Regions from separate parts of the Homo sapiens genome. Here region 2 is linked to region 1. Evidence: read pairs that join two places in POLR2A ChIA-PET (ENCODE). Cell type or tissue: Caco-2. All regions are shown on one strand. Each heading gives the region's core, and the rest is flanking DNA. Links, peaks and the distances in the headings are about the cores only.

What was found. Peaks named below come from ENCODE experiments on the same cell type or tissue, not always from the same donor. Only the 100,000 strongest peaks of a DNase experiment are listed, where the experiment ranks them.
Region 2: POLR2A ChIA-PET joins it to region 1 with 5 read pairs; 4 of 35 experiments call an interaction of 5 or more read pairs at or near these places.

What each region holds. Positions count from the first base shown.
Region 1 is chr15:75,529,288-75,535,987 of GRCh38, reverse strand. All of the region lies in intron 1 of PTPN9 (protein tyrosine phosphatase non-receptor type 9), which reads left to right. Among named protein-coding and RNA genes, the nearest start is that of PTPN9, 47 kb to the left of the region's middle. In Caco-2, for the core only: a CTCF peak has its summit at 3,400 (motif pointing right); a DNase peak (open chromatin) is centred at 3,367.
Region 2 is chr15:75,656,923-75,663,506 of GRCh38, reverse strand. SNX33 (sorting nexin 33) reads right to left here. Exons shown (of 2, transcript NM_153271.2): 2 at 1,206-6,545. The coding sequence ends at 6,292. Among named protein-coding and RNA genes, the nearest start is that of SNX33, 12 kb to the right of the region's middle. RefSeq lists enhancers at 1,348-1,921, 3,070-3,643, 5,616-6,115, 6,116-6,584. In Caco-2, for the core only: no CTCF peak of the experiment used is centred there; a DNase peak (open chromatin) is centred at 2,226.

The DNA.
Region 1 (6,700 bases), core at 1,740-5,739:
GTTTTCCTGAGAAGTGGAAAATATTTGAGATAAACCAGTAAATATTAAAGGGACTGGATTTGTTTCCTTTTTTGGTACATTAACAAAGTGCTTATGGAAAAATCGTAGTTTTAGTTTGGAAATTCATCAAACCTCTTGCTGCCTTATAGCAAACCAGTGTGTCTTTGCTCAGAGTCTCACCTAGCAGATTAATATGGGCTGAAGAGATCAATAGATATAAAAAGGCAGTAATCACAATGAAGGAGAGAGGGGGGAAACAGGTCATGAGAGGAAGGTAGTTCATTAATGCATCCATCACTGAAATAATGGAGAAATGGCATATTTGTTGAAATACAGAAGTATCTTCAAATTTGTTAAAAGCCAGACATTGCATCTTATCTTGAATCACTTTCCTTATTTAGGTCTTCATTGCAGGATGACTGACTGCATTTTTTCATGGTGTTTGTTCTGCACAACACCTGTAATCAACACCTGTTTCTTTATTGTATTGAGACCTCTCCATAGTTTGCGCTGTTAAAAGGAGCTTGTGCCTAGGATGGCATTGTTAATCTCTGGAGCTGCCAGAGAAGTCTGAGAGTAGGGACAAAAAGATGGGAACTGAAGTCTAAATACTTCTGGCCTCAGCTTTTTCTTTATAGCCACAGAGCCTTGAATAAGGAATAATTGGTCCTTTAAAAAGTGTTTTCAGTTGAGGCCGGGCGCGGTGGCTCAGGCCTGTAATCCCAGCACTTTGGGAGGCCGAGGCAGGTGGATCACGAGGTCAAGGGATCGAGACCATCCTGGCCAACATAGTGAAACCCCGTCTCTACTAAAAATACAAAAAAATAGCCAGGCATGGTGGCGGCCGCCTGTAGTCCCAGCTACTCAGGAGGCTGAGGCAGGAGAATGGCGTGAACCCAGGAGACGGAGCTTGCAGTGAGCCGAGATCACGCCACTGCACTCCAGCCTGGGCAACAGAGTGAGACTCTGTCTCAAAAAAAAAAAAAATCGTTTTCAGTTGAATGTTTATTTCTTTTGTTTTTCTTTCTTTCTTGTCACCCAGGCTGGAGTACAATGACATGATCTTGGCTTACTGCAGCCTCTGCCTCCTGGGTTCAAGCTATTCTCCCGCATCAGCCTCCTGAGTAGCTGGGATTACAGGCGCAAGCCAGCACACCTGGTTAATTTTTGTTTTCTTAGTAGAGACGAGGTTTCACCCTGTTGGCCAGGCTGGTCTCAAACTTCTGACCTCAGGTGATCCACCTGCCTCGGCCTCCCAAGGTGCTGGGATTATAGGCGTGAACCATTGCACCTGGCCTTTTTTTTTTTTTTTTGAGATAGAGTCTCACTCAGTCACCCAGGCTGGACTGCAGTGGTATGATCTTGGCCCTCTGCAGCCTTGGCATCCTAGGCTCAAGCACTCCTCCCACCTCAGCCCCCCGAGTAGCTGGGACCACAGGCATGTGCCACCATGCATGGCTAATTTTTAAATTTTTTTGTAGAGATGGGGTCTCACCATGTTGCCCAGGCTGGTCTCTAACTCCTGGGCTCAAGCAGTCTTCCCACCTTGGCCTTCCAAAGTGCTGGGATTACAGATGTGAGCCACCACTCCCAGCCTGAACACATATTTCTAGTTTAAATGTATGGTTTTGTATAAAATGGATTAGAGAGATTGCATTGATACAGACTAAAGGGAAGCAACAGAGGTCATATGATTCTAAGAAATTCTATCTTTGTTGAAAGAAGTTTTAGTGTGAAATGACCAGAGTAAAGAAAAAAGAGAATGAACATTCATCCATTCAGAGACTACCAAGTGCTAGGTATGGTAGTGGGTGCTCTTCCATCCGTTTCTCATTCAAGGTGAGGAAATTGTGGCTCAGAGAGGTTAAATGACTTGCCCAAATAACACACAGTAGTGAATAAGAAGATGGATTGGTTCTTTATAATCCCCAAAACCACACTAAACTTTCTCCTTTGTTGCTAGGTAACTGATATTTCAGGAGACAGAAGTTTTTTGTTTATTTCAAGAGCAGGTTTCTTACAGGTCTGGCTCTTCACTCTCCTAGGTTGTCTTGGGATATAGGATTTAAGGTACTACCTGTGGAACTGAGAGTGCCAGCACATTATTCTTGTCCTCTTGAGTGGCTAGTTCCTTGCCCAAAGCTCATCTCAAAATTATAGCTGCTCTTGGGAGTTTGATGTAACATGGAGGCTATGTTGTTGGTTTTATTCTCTCTGATACCATTATTTCAACACTAATGAATTGTGTCCAGGGTGTACCCTGCTTAATTGACAGCTTTCTCAGCTGTTTTATAGCAGGTTCTCTAGTATCTTTATCTTCATGGCCATAGTCAAGAAACTTGTTTTTATTTATTTAAACATGGTTGTGGGAGAAGTAGATAATTATAGTATGCTTTTTGACTATGCAGGAACAAATCTTACCCTTGAGGCCAGGCACGGTGGCTCATGCCTGTAATTCCAGCACTTTGGGAGGCTGAGGCAGGTGGATTTCTTGAGCCCAGGAGTTCGAGATCAGCCTGGGCTACATGGTGAAACCCCATCTCTACTAAAAAATGCAAAAATTAGCCAGGCATGGTGACGTGTGCATGTAGTCTCAGCCACTTGGAAAGGCTGAGGCAGGAGGATCAATTGAGCCCAGGAGGTCGAGGCTGCAGTGAGCCATGATTGCTCCACTCCATCCTCGGTGACAAAGCAACAACCTGTCTCAAAAAAGCAAAACAAAACAAATCTTACCCTTACCTGAAAAACTGGTTAAGGAGGGTTGTAAGTGGTAATGTTAGTTTCTCCATATATCAATTCAGACCTTATCCCAAAGGAAGACCAGAGCTGTTTGAACTCCAGCTCTTCCTTAGCTGCCAGGTGTTAACAACTTGTGTTTCATAAGCATAGATAGATTCAAACCATTGTCCTGGAGTTAAAATATTTTCTAAGCTGTGACTCATCTTTTGGCTCATTCTTTCTTTCACTAGGAAATAAACTGAGTTTTAATTTTGAGAATTTCAATTATCCCTTCTGAAGACTGTGTTGCTGATTAAAGTTGCTGGGACTTGTTTTTCTGGTAACCAGCAGAGCTACAAATTACTTTGTACTCAGTGGTCATGTTAAACCTATGTGTAAGCAGAGGGAGAAATCTGATTAACTGTCTAAAGGAAGGTTGTTGAAGATGAGGCCATTCTTTCTGACTCCTTTTAGAGGTTCATCTCTTCCACCAGAGGGATGGGTGTGCAGGAGGGTGAATCTGAGGCTGAACAGAGCAGGTGCTACGCATGTGTATTTGTATCTGTAAATATCACATCACTGTTTATAGTACACTGGACTCTACATGCAAGGCCTGGTCAGGCCAAACCAGGAGGAATTGTTCCTGTGCTTAAAGCCAAGAATAACATCCTGACCAGCAGGGGGACAGAGGTCAGCTCAAGGCAACAGCTCTTGGGAGCTACAGAACATTAAGGACCTTGGAGGAACTGAGCTTAATAAAAAGGAAGGCAAGATGTACTTTGAAGGAAGTGTGTGAAACCTGCATGCCTTTCTCTTATTAGGACATGGTTTATTTATGAAAAATGAAAAGTTATCTTTTTTTTTTTTTGAGACAGAGTCTCGCACTGTCTCCTGGGCTGGAATGCAGTGGCACGATCTTGGATCACTGCAACCTCTGCCTCCTGGGTTCAAGCGATTCTACTGCCTCAGCCTCCCACGTAGCTGGGATTACAGGCACCTGCCACCACACCCTGTTAATTGTTTGTATTTTCAGTAGAGACAGGGTTTCATTCACTATGTTGGCCAGGCTGGTCTCGAACCCCTGACCTCATGATCTGCCCACCTTGGCTTCCCAAAGTGCTGGGTTTACAGGGGCGAGCCACTGTGCCCAGCCAAAAAATGAAAATTTATCTTAACAGATGGATATGTGATGAGTTCATATCACCTCTTGGTCATTTACATTTTCCACTTCTACTTATACATTGATTTATCCGTTGATTATTTTTTATTAGAAATTGTATACCCAGCTAAGTAGCAGGAAAAATATGTTCTATTATTCTGGTGTTTTATTCTATAAGCAACATCAGAGAGGCCCACTAGAGAACTGTATTTAAAGGATAATAGGTTAATTAAAAAACAGGTACCATGTCTCGGCCGGGGGTGGTGGCTCACGCCTGTAATCCCAGCACTTTGGGAGGCCGAGGCAGGTGGATCACGAGGTGAGGAGATCGAGACCATCCCAGCTAACATGGTGAAACCCTGTCTCTATTAAAAATACAAAAAAATTAGCCGGGTGTGGTGGCGGGAGCCTGAAGCAGGAGAATGGCGTGAACCCGGGAGGTGGAGCTTGCCAGGAGCCAAGATTGCGCCACTGTACTCCAGCCTGGGCGACAGAGCGAGATTCTGTCTCAAAAGAAAAAAAAAAAGCAGAAAAAACAAAAAACAAAAACAGGTACCATGTCTCCTGGGGAATTTACTGACTGGCTAGAGTTTTATTTCTGGGATCTTTCTGTGCTCACTTCTTTTTCCTTCCATCTTTCCTCATTTTGATGCTGGCCACTCACTCCACAGAGGCAATTCAAACTATTTTCTGAAGGAGCATTCTAAGTTTGTCCTGTTGTCTTCTCTGGGACTCATTTCTCTGGCGTGGCTTCAGCTGGTTCCAGGCCAGAATGATCTTCTGAAAGCTTTTCTTCATGGCCTTTATTTCTTGGCTCTTTTCATGCACTTTGCCTGATTGGTTTTGCTGGTTCTTTCCTTCTCCAATGGTGTAAGCTATGTTGCCTTAATCGTAAGGCTCTAAAGCTCAGGTGCAGCCTCAGGCCGTTTAGACTTTCCTGGGGTTTATAAAGTACTTTTGTCCTTTCCTAGAAATTGGGGGATGAATCAGATGCTCTGTTATGAGGTATTGCTGACTCTCCTGGGATTTTAGTTTGCCAGTTGTTTAAATAGTGTGTAGCAATTTGAATTGTATTTGTAAGGTAGGACTTGTTGCCAAGACTCCGAAGTAGGTCATTGCTATTATGCTTTTTCTCTTTATTTTTCTTATATATATTATATATAATATAAAATATACATTATAATAATAAAAATATATATTATAATATATAATATAATATATAATAATATATAATATATCGTAATATATAATATATCATAATATATAATATATTATAATATATATTATATTATATTATGATATATTATAATATATTCTATTATATATTATATTATAATAATTATAATAATATATTATATTATATATATTATATAATAATATATATTATATATATTATATAATAATATATATTATATATATTATAATATAATAATATATATAATAGTATATTATATAATAATATATATTATAGTATATTATAATATAATAATATATATTATAGTATATTATAATATAATAATATATATTATAGTATATTATAATATAATAATATATAATATATTATAATATAATAATATTATATAATAAATTATATTATAATATATTATAATATAATATATTATAATATATATTTTTATTATTATAATATATATTTTATTATAATAATAATATATTATATATTATAATATAATATATAATAATATAATATGTAATATATATAATGTAATATATATATCTATTATAGAGACAGGATCTCACTACGTTGGCCAGGCTGATCTTGAATTGGCCTCAAGTGATCTTCCTGCCTTGGCCTCCCGGAGTGCTAGGATTACAGGCATGAGCCACCGTGCCTAGCCCTCCCTTTCTTTTTCTTTCTTTCTTTCTTTCTTTTCTTTTTTTTTTTTTTTTTTTGAGATGGAGTCTCTCTCTGTCGCTCAGGCTGGAGTGCAGTGGTGCGATCTTGGCTCACTACAACCCCACCTCCTGGTTCAAGCGATTCTTCTGCCTCAGCCTCCTGACTAGCCGGGAGCACAGGCGCATGCCACCATGCCCAGCTAATTTTTGTATTTTTAGTAGAGACGGGGTTTCACCATATTGGCCAGGCTGGTCTCGAGCTCCTGACCTCGTGATCTGCCCTCGGCCTCCCAAAGTGCTGGGATTACAGGCATAAGCCAACACGCCCAGCCATTTTTTTTTTCTTTGAAACAGAGTCTTGCTCTGTCACCCAGGCTGGAGTGCAATGGCACAATCTTGGCTCACTGCAACCTCCACATCCTGGGTTCAAGCAATTTTCCTGCCTTAGCCTCCTGAGTAGCTGGGATTACAGACATGCACCACCATGCCTGGCTGATTTTTGTATTTTTAATAGTGACAGGGTTTCACCATGTTGGCCAGGCTGGTCTCGAACTCCTGACCTCAAATGATCCACCCGCCTTGGCTTCCCAAAGTGCTGGGATTATAGTTGTGGGCCACCGTGCCCGGTCCTCCCTTTATTTTTCAATTGAAAAATTAGCAAAGACAGAATTACCGTGTCCATGGTCACATGGTAGGCTAGTTTTATACCTTTCGAAGCAAACCTCATTTTTTTATTCGTTATACCTTTCAGTGCAAGTATTAGCTTAACAAATAACAGGTGCTTATTAAATATGAATAAATAAGTCATAACTGTGGGTTGATTGGGAATAGAGGTATGGTTAAAATTCAGAATTCTCATCAGGTTCGTCATATTGCAGACAAACAGCTGAGAAAAGTTTCTGGATGGAAGGGACAGAATAGCCATGCATGAAGCTTTTAGTAGTGTAGAATGCCTACAAAAAAATTATT
Region 2 (6,584 bases), core at 697-4,696, 130 kb before region 1:
ACCCACTGTGTGGCTTTAAAGGGCTTGCCCAGTCAGTTTTCCAACCTATGAAGTGGGGGTACCAATATTCTTAGCACTCTCTCTCCCCAGGGCTGCTCCAGCTCTACTCAGGCTGATGACCCCACCTGCTCCTCAGTGGCGCTGGCTGTGCAGGCACTGCCCAGATGATGTGTTCTGCTCACGTCACCCTCCTAACAGCCATCTGGAACTCCCCTCTCAGTGGAGAAACAGAAGCATGAAGCAGTTAAGAAACATCCCTACAGCAAGGCCACACTGGTCAGGATCTGCACTTGCCTCTGGGCGGTAGAGGGAAAGGAATGGGGTTGGGGTGGGGGCTGCTGCTATCTGGGGGCAGCAGGGCTATATGGAGGAGCCTCATACTCCCTTGCTCCAACCCCAGAGCACTCCTGCCAAATGGCAGCAAGGGGTGCGGGTCAGCCCAGAAGAGGCTCCAGGTGCCTCCAGGCTTCCGCCAGCCTGTAACACCCGGCCCTGGCACTGGCCATCTGCCTCTCAGCACAGGTAGCCCAGGCCTGGGTACTGTTTCGCACCAGCCTTGGCTACTCCAGCACCCCCCTCGCTGGACCCCATTTCCTGGTGTGTAAAATGACAGTAATAATCTCTTGCACATGGGGTGGTTGTAAAATAACGACCATCCAGTGCCCATCACAGTGCTGCCTGCACTGGGAGATAGTAGAATCCCCAGAGGCTGGGAGATTCCGAAGCAGTGGGACTCATACCCCCATCCCAGGTAGAACCCCAAGAAAGGAGCCAGATCCCAGAAGAAACAGGGTGGCATGGGGTGTCTAAGCGGCACCCCAGAGCTCCCTGTGCTTGACTGCGAAGTGGGAGCTGTGGAATGATGACCACAGGCCCCAGAGGGGGCCACAGGCCACAGAAAGGACCTCTATCAGCCCCTTAGTACAGGGCAAATGGAAGGAGCCCTGAGTGCCCAAGAGCAGAGAAGAGCCAGACACACAGAGACTCAGGATGGGCATCAAGGGAGCATGCAGGGGAAAGGCAGGAGGCAGGGCAAGATGATCGGAGGGCCCAATGCTGACCAGGACCATGGCGGGCATCGCAGGCCCAATGGCAGCATCCAGGTCCAGGAGTTCTGCAAGAAGCAACCCGTAACAATGTGTGCTGCTGGGTGGGCAGGGCGGGGAGGAGGGAAGAGAGCAGAGCACCAACAGAAAGGGGCAAAATCAAAATTAATACCGTTTAATTAAGTATCTACAAGACAGGACACAAGTCATAAACTGAACCCTTTAATGTGGAATGCAGGTAAATATTAATATGTATGATAGAGTGTGGGATTCAGCCTTTAAAATGCAAAGCTCCCTAAGGTCTTCAAATGTGCCATCCCCAAAAGTTCTACACATCCCTGGGGAAAGAAAGGGTCCCCAAATTGATGTGAGATTACACTTCTACCATGTGGGGAATGGGGGAGGAAAACAGAAATTCAGGTCAGATATAAAAAAAAATTAAGTTATGTTCCTCACTCATGTTCCTTTGTAAACGGAGCTCCTGAGTCACTGCAGCTGTCACCGTGCAGTGCCATCTTCAGACCCTTCATCCCTCAGGGCTGGGGGGACTCACCCTACCCTCTCACCCTTCACATTTCAGCCGTTGGGTTCACCAGCCTCCTATCCCTTCACTCATCTAGAGGGGAAATCTGCCTCCCCTTCTTCCTTTGGCCCTAAATGAGTTCATCAGTGTGACTCTAAGGAGTGATGGCAGGGAGCTGGGTTTGAGTCCAGCCCCGCCAGAGATTCCCTGTGTGAACCTAGGCAGGTCCCATCTTCCCTCTGGCCAAGTCTCAGTCTCTTTGTTGCGAAAGGGAATAAATGCTGCCTACTGGGGCTGCTGAGCAGATCCAGGCCACAGCTATGCGACACTACTTCTTAAACAGACTGCACTGCACTGGGGTTTGACCAACAAAACAAAACCAAACCAAAAGAAAAAAAAAGTTTGTGTTCAACTATGTTGAACAGAGCTGGGTTTCACAATCAGCCCTTCTGAGCTATGTCGGGGGGTGGTGAGGTTTGATTTTTCCCCATGGTCTTCCTACCAGGGCTCACCGTCTTCTCCTGCCCCAGCCAGTGGAGAGGGGAACCAGAGCCGAACTAGTGGGGAAGCAGGTTAGGGTGGGTGGGGGAGCTGAGCAGGCTTGGCTCCTGGAGGCCTGAGTCAGCGGGCAGGCGGGCAGGGCGGGCTGGGTCCTCACATGCTTGGGGAGGAGATGGTGCAGGAATGTTCCTCCCGCCCAGGCCTAGGCCCTGCCCACCGCATCCTGGCTCCGGCTCCCGTGGCCACTGCAGCTCAGCTCTAGCTTGAGAAGGGAGCTGCCTGGAGCTCTGCTGGATCGGTTCAGCCAGGGGCCTTCAGAGGCAGCCTGGCCCAGAGGATTGGCCCAGGGGAGGGCAGGGCCAGGAAACAGAGTCTGCCCAGAGCCAGGCTCTGGCCCCAGAGTATCCCCTGCCCTGCTGGGTGATAAGGCCAGCCACCACTGCTCCCTGGGCCTCAGGCGCCCATCTGTTCAATAAGGAGCTGAACTTGGTGGTATCCAGTCATCCCAATTGCATCCCTAGACCTCAGGCTGTGTGCCTGTATGTGGTGCTTGTGACTGGCTCTACTCCCCCTTGGAGACACCCCCTCCAGGGGTGGTGTCTCCAAGCAAAGCTCTCCTTAATCTCTGATGAGGTGGGGACCCTGGGAGGTCATGCAGGTGCAGTCCAGGCACAGAGATGCTTATGACACCTTTGCTCTGTGCAAGCATGGCTTTGTGGCGGTGTGTGCCCGAGTATGTGTCACTGTGTGAGGCTATGACCATGTGCATAGGACTGTGGTGTGGCTGTGTCTGACAAAGTAGCCACTGGTGCTTTGAATGGATGGCAAGGCATGTGTGGCTGTGGCTGTGAATGTGTAATAGCGTGTGGCAGTATGACTGTGTGAGCATACAGGCATGCTTATGTGGCGTATGTGCCTGTGGGCAGGTGTGTGACTGCGTGTGCTTGTTGTGAGACTGAGCGATTACATTCGTGAGTCTGTGAGTGTGTAGACACGTGGAAGACATATGGCTCTGTCATCTGGGAGGGGTGGTGCAGAGCAGGGGCCGATGGGGCCACCTGCCTCTCCCAGGCCTGGCTCTGCTCCAGCCAGTGGTGCAGCCACGGCACAGTGGTTCATAGCCCTCCTGTGTCCAGCGGGTGAAGAGATGCAGGATCTGAGGTCTGCTTCCATCCCCAGCCCCCATCTGTGGCCACAAAGCGGATTCCTTTTCCTGTACTGGGCCAAGACTGGTGACCAGGGGATCCCCTACCCCGGGTGCTGGTAGCTGTCCAGGGCAGAAAGAGAAGCCTTGTTTTCCACCCCCTCAGAGCAAAGTAAGGGAGGAAACGAGGCAGCTGGGTCCAGCCGAGTCGGGAACATCTGCCTGGCATGTGACGAGGCAGGAATCGGCCATCACCAGGATGCCCCCAACACTGGTCCCCCAATCTCCTGCTGAAAGGGGCTTAGCTACCCCAGAACGGCCCCAAGTTCCCCCAATACCCCCACCCCCATAGAGGCAGAAAGAAAAGAGAGAGGAGGGCCAGGACAGCCTCCCTCCCTGCCACACACACACCTGCCCCAGCCCAGAGACCTCAGGATACCAGGAGCAGGCCTGGCATTATCCCAAGACTCCACTTCCTGATGCTTCTCCTGGATCCAAGTCCCTCCTGAGAAAAGTATCAGACTGATGGCCTCACCCTGAGGATGGAAGGCCTGGGAGGTGGTCCCCTCTCAAGGAAGGCACACAGAGGACAACACTGTTCCCAGAGCAGGAAGCATGAGCAGGGGACTTTCCAGGCACCATGGGTTAGGAGGAGCATTCCCACCAGCCCTGCCTCGGCCTGGCCCAGCCCCCACTGCTCAGAGCCCCTTCTGCAGATGGCTACATGGATGGCAGAGCTGAGAAGAGGTTAAGGGCGGGAAGTTCCTCGGATGGGTTAGAAAATGGGGCAGGGTGGAGAGAGGGGAAAATTCCTCAGAAAGTCCCAAATCTGACCTAATGTTGACCAAGGGCCAGGGGGACCCATTCCAGAAGTTCCTCTGAGGACGCTATGCCCTGAACAGGGAGTCCTGCCCGCCCCTTCCCCCACCGCACCTGCTGGCCCTTCTCCATCTTCCTGCACAAGCTCCCTGGTCCCTGGTCTAGCCAACCTTCCCTGACGGCCTTGACCCTGGAAGCCCTCCCTCCACCAAGTCCCCATTGCCTCCAAAGGAGAGCCAAGTCTCAACCAGTACCCTCCTCTCATCTGTGGATGAACAGATCCAAGAGCAAGGTCCGCTCATCCTGATCAGGGCACCCCCAACAGCCAGCGTCCTCTTCAGTTTCCAATGTGGGAGCCTCCGCAGGGCTGGGTACCCAGGACGGTTTGGGGAAGAGACACAGCTTCTGAGTCCCCCACTTCCCTCCCCTGGACTAGGGCTTTTCAAGGGCAAGGCCAGGGCATGGCTCCTTGGGGAGAGGAGCCACCATCTATTAATTGTCCTAGGGCACAGCGTCCTGTCCCTTCCTCATACAACCCTCAGCCCCAGATCACAAGGCAGTACAGCCAGTCCCCTGGGCAGCACTCCACCTGTTTTAGAGACAAGAGTGCGTTCTAGGGAGGGATGGATCCACCCAGGGGTCCACAGCCGCCTCTAGCTCCTCCTGCCTGCTGGCACCTTCCACCAGCATAGCCCTCCCCTGAACTTTTGAGGTTCTGTGGAAAATTTGTGCCCACCACGACCTCAGAATCTCATCCAATGGCTCTCAGGAGCAATTAGGGCTCTATCCTTCTCCTGCCCTCCGCCTTTCTGGGATCCAAACAGAAAAAGTCATGCTTGTGTTATCTTAATTGTAAAAGGTTTATCAAGAAAAAAGATTCAAGGAGCAGCATCCAGGAGGAGACCATGACCCCCCCGGGGGCAAGGGGGGCAGTGGTGACACATGTCAGCACCCCACAGCAAGCTGCTGGACCACACCCTGACCTGGGTGGGGAGGAGGCAGAAACCCCTCGGGGATGTAAACATAGGTCAGAGACAGCACAACCTGACGGGGAGCAGGGGCCCACATTCCAGCGAGGCAGACAGAGGGCAGGTGGGCATGGAATCCCTCGCATGGCTGGGCAAGCAGGCCCCTGTCTTTTTCCTCTTAGGTTTCCCATTGTGCAACAGGAAGGATCTTGGGAAGACAGTGCCACAGAGCCCAAGGACCCTGAGATCCTGGGTTTGGACCTGCTTCGAGTGTGGGGAGTTATTGCTGGTGAACTCAAATATACAGTCACTTTTGAGAGTCTTCTCCAGGAAGGTGTCACCAGGGATCTGGGGCCCAGGGCTTATACCTCAGCACCTTGAGTCCGAGGAGGGGAGGATGCTGCAATGGTCCCCTGCCCGAGATAAGCTGAGGGCCCAAAAGTGGAGGGGAGTCAGAGGCCTACAGGAGGGAGATGGCCTGTAGCCCCCTCCTGCAGGGGACAGGGTGATGTACGGACAGCCAGCAACATGGGAGCAAGGGAGATCCCTTCCTACCACACAGGCCAGAATCCCCATGGAAAGCGTACCTAACTTGCTTGGAAAGTAAGGGAGAGAAGAGGGAGATGTTTGCATGCCTCCATAACTTTGCCCATGCTGTTCCTCTCCCCTGAAAGTCCTTCTCCCCCATGTACTGTCTGGCAGGCCCTTGTCATTCTTCAAAACACTGCCCAAATGTTGCCTACTCTATGGAGTCTTCCCTGACCAGTGGAATGCTGTGGTCCCTTCTATGAGCTTCCAGAAATCCCTCACTTAAACATCAGTCATACTGCATTGACTCTGTCTGTGTCTGACCCCGACCTTCACTGAGGACTCCTGAAGAGCAGGCATGTCACAGCCCTGGGTGCCCAGCATCCGACCCAAGGGTGCAGCAGGCCTCGGTGTCTGCTGAATGGATAAGGCAGCAGTGGCCAGGTGAGCAAGCAAAATAGGCTCTAGGGGAGGCTGAGACCCTGGCCTGACCTTCACTGACTGACCGGCAGCCCAGGCCTTGGCCTCGAGGGCTCCTGACTCTATTCTCACCCCTGCTGTGCCCCACTTCTAAGGAGTGGGGAATTTCCCAGGGGCACCCATGACTCCTTGAAAGCTCCTTCTCCCAGGAGGCAGGACAGGCCGCTTATCTCCCCCACCGCTGACCCCTCCCCCAGTCACTGCTGGTATAGGGAGGTCGGGAAAGTGGGGTACACTGCAGTGACCAGGCCCAGGGGAAGGAGGGGGCCCAGGCACACGCGGTCAGAGGTTGTCATACATGCGCAGGGTCTTCTCCAGCTGCTGGCCCACCCGCTGGTAGAAGAGGATCTGCTGGCGCAAGTAGTTCTGCATCATGTGCTTGAAGTCGAGCTCACGGCGCTGGTGGAAGTGGTTCATCTCGGCCTGCAGGGCGAAACCCACCACGCGGCAGCGCCTGCGAATGCCGTCTGCCTCGTCCTGCACCATGCGGCCCTCGTCACTCATGCGTTGGCTCTCCTTCACCTTGGCGAAGGCGCCTGGCATAGGCAGAGCAGAGGACAGCGTGTGAGGGCTCT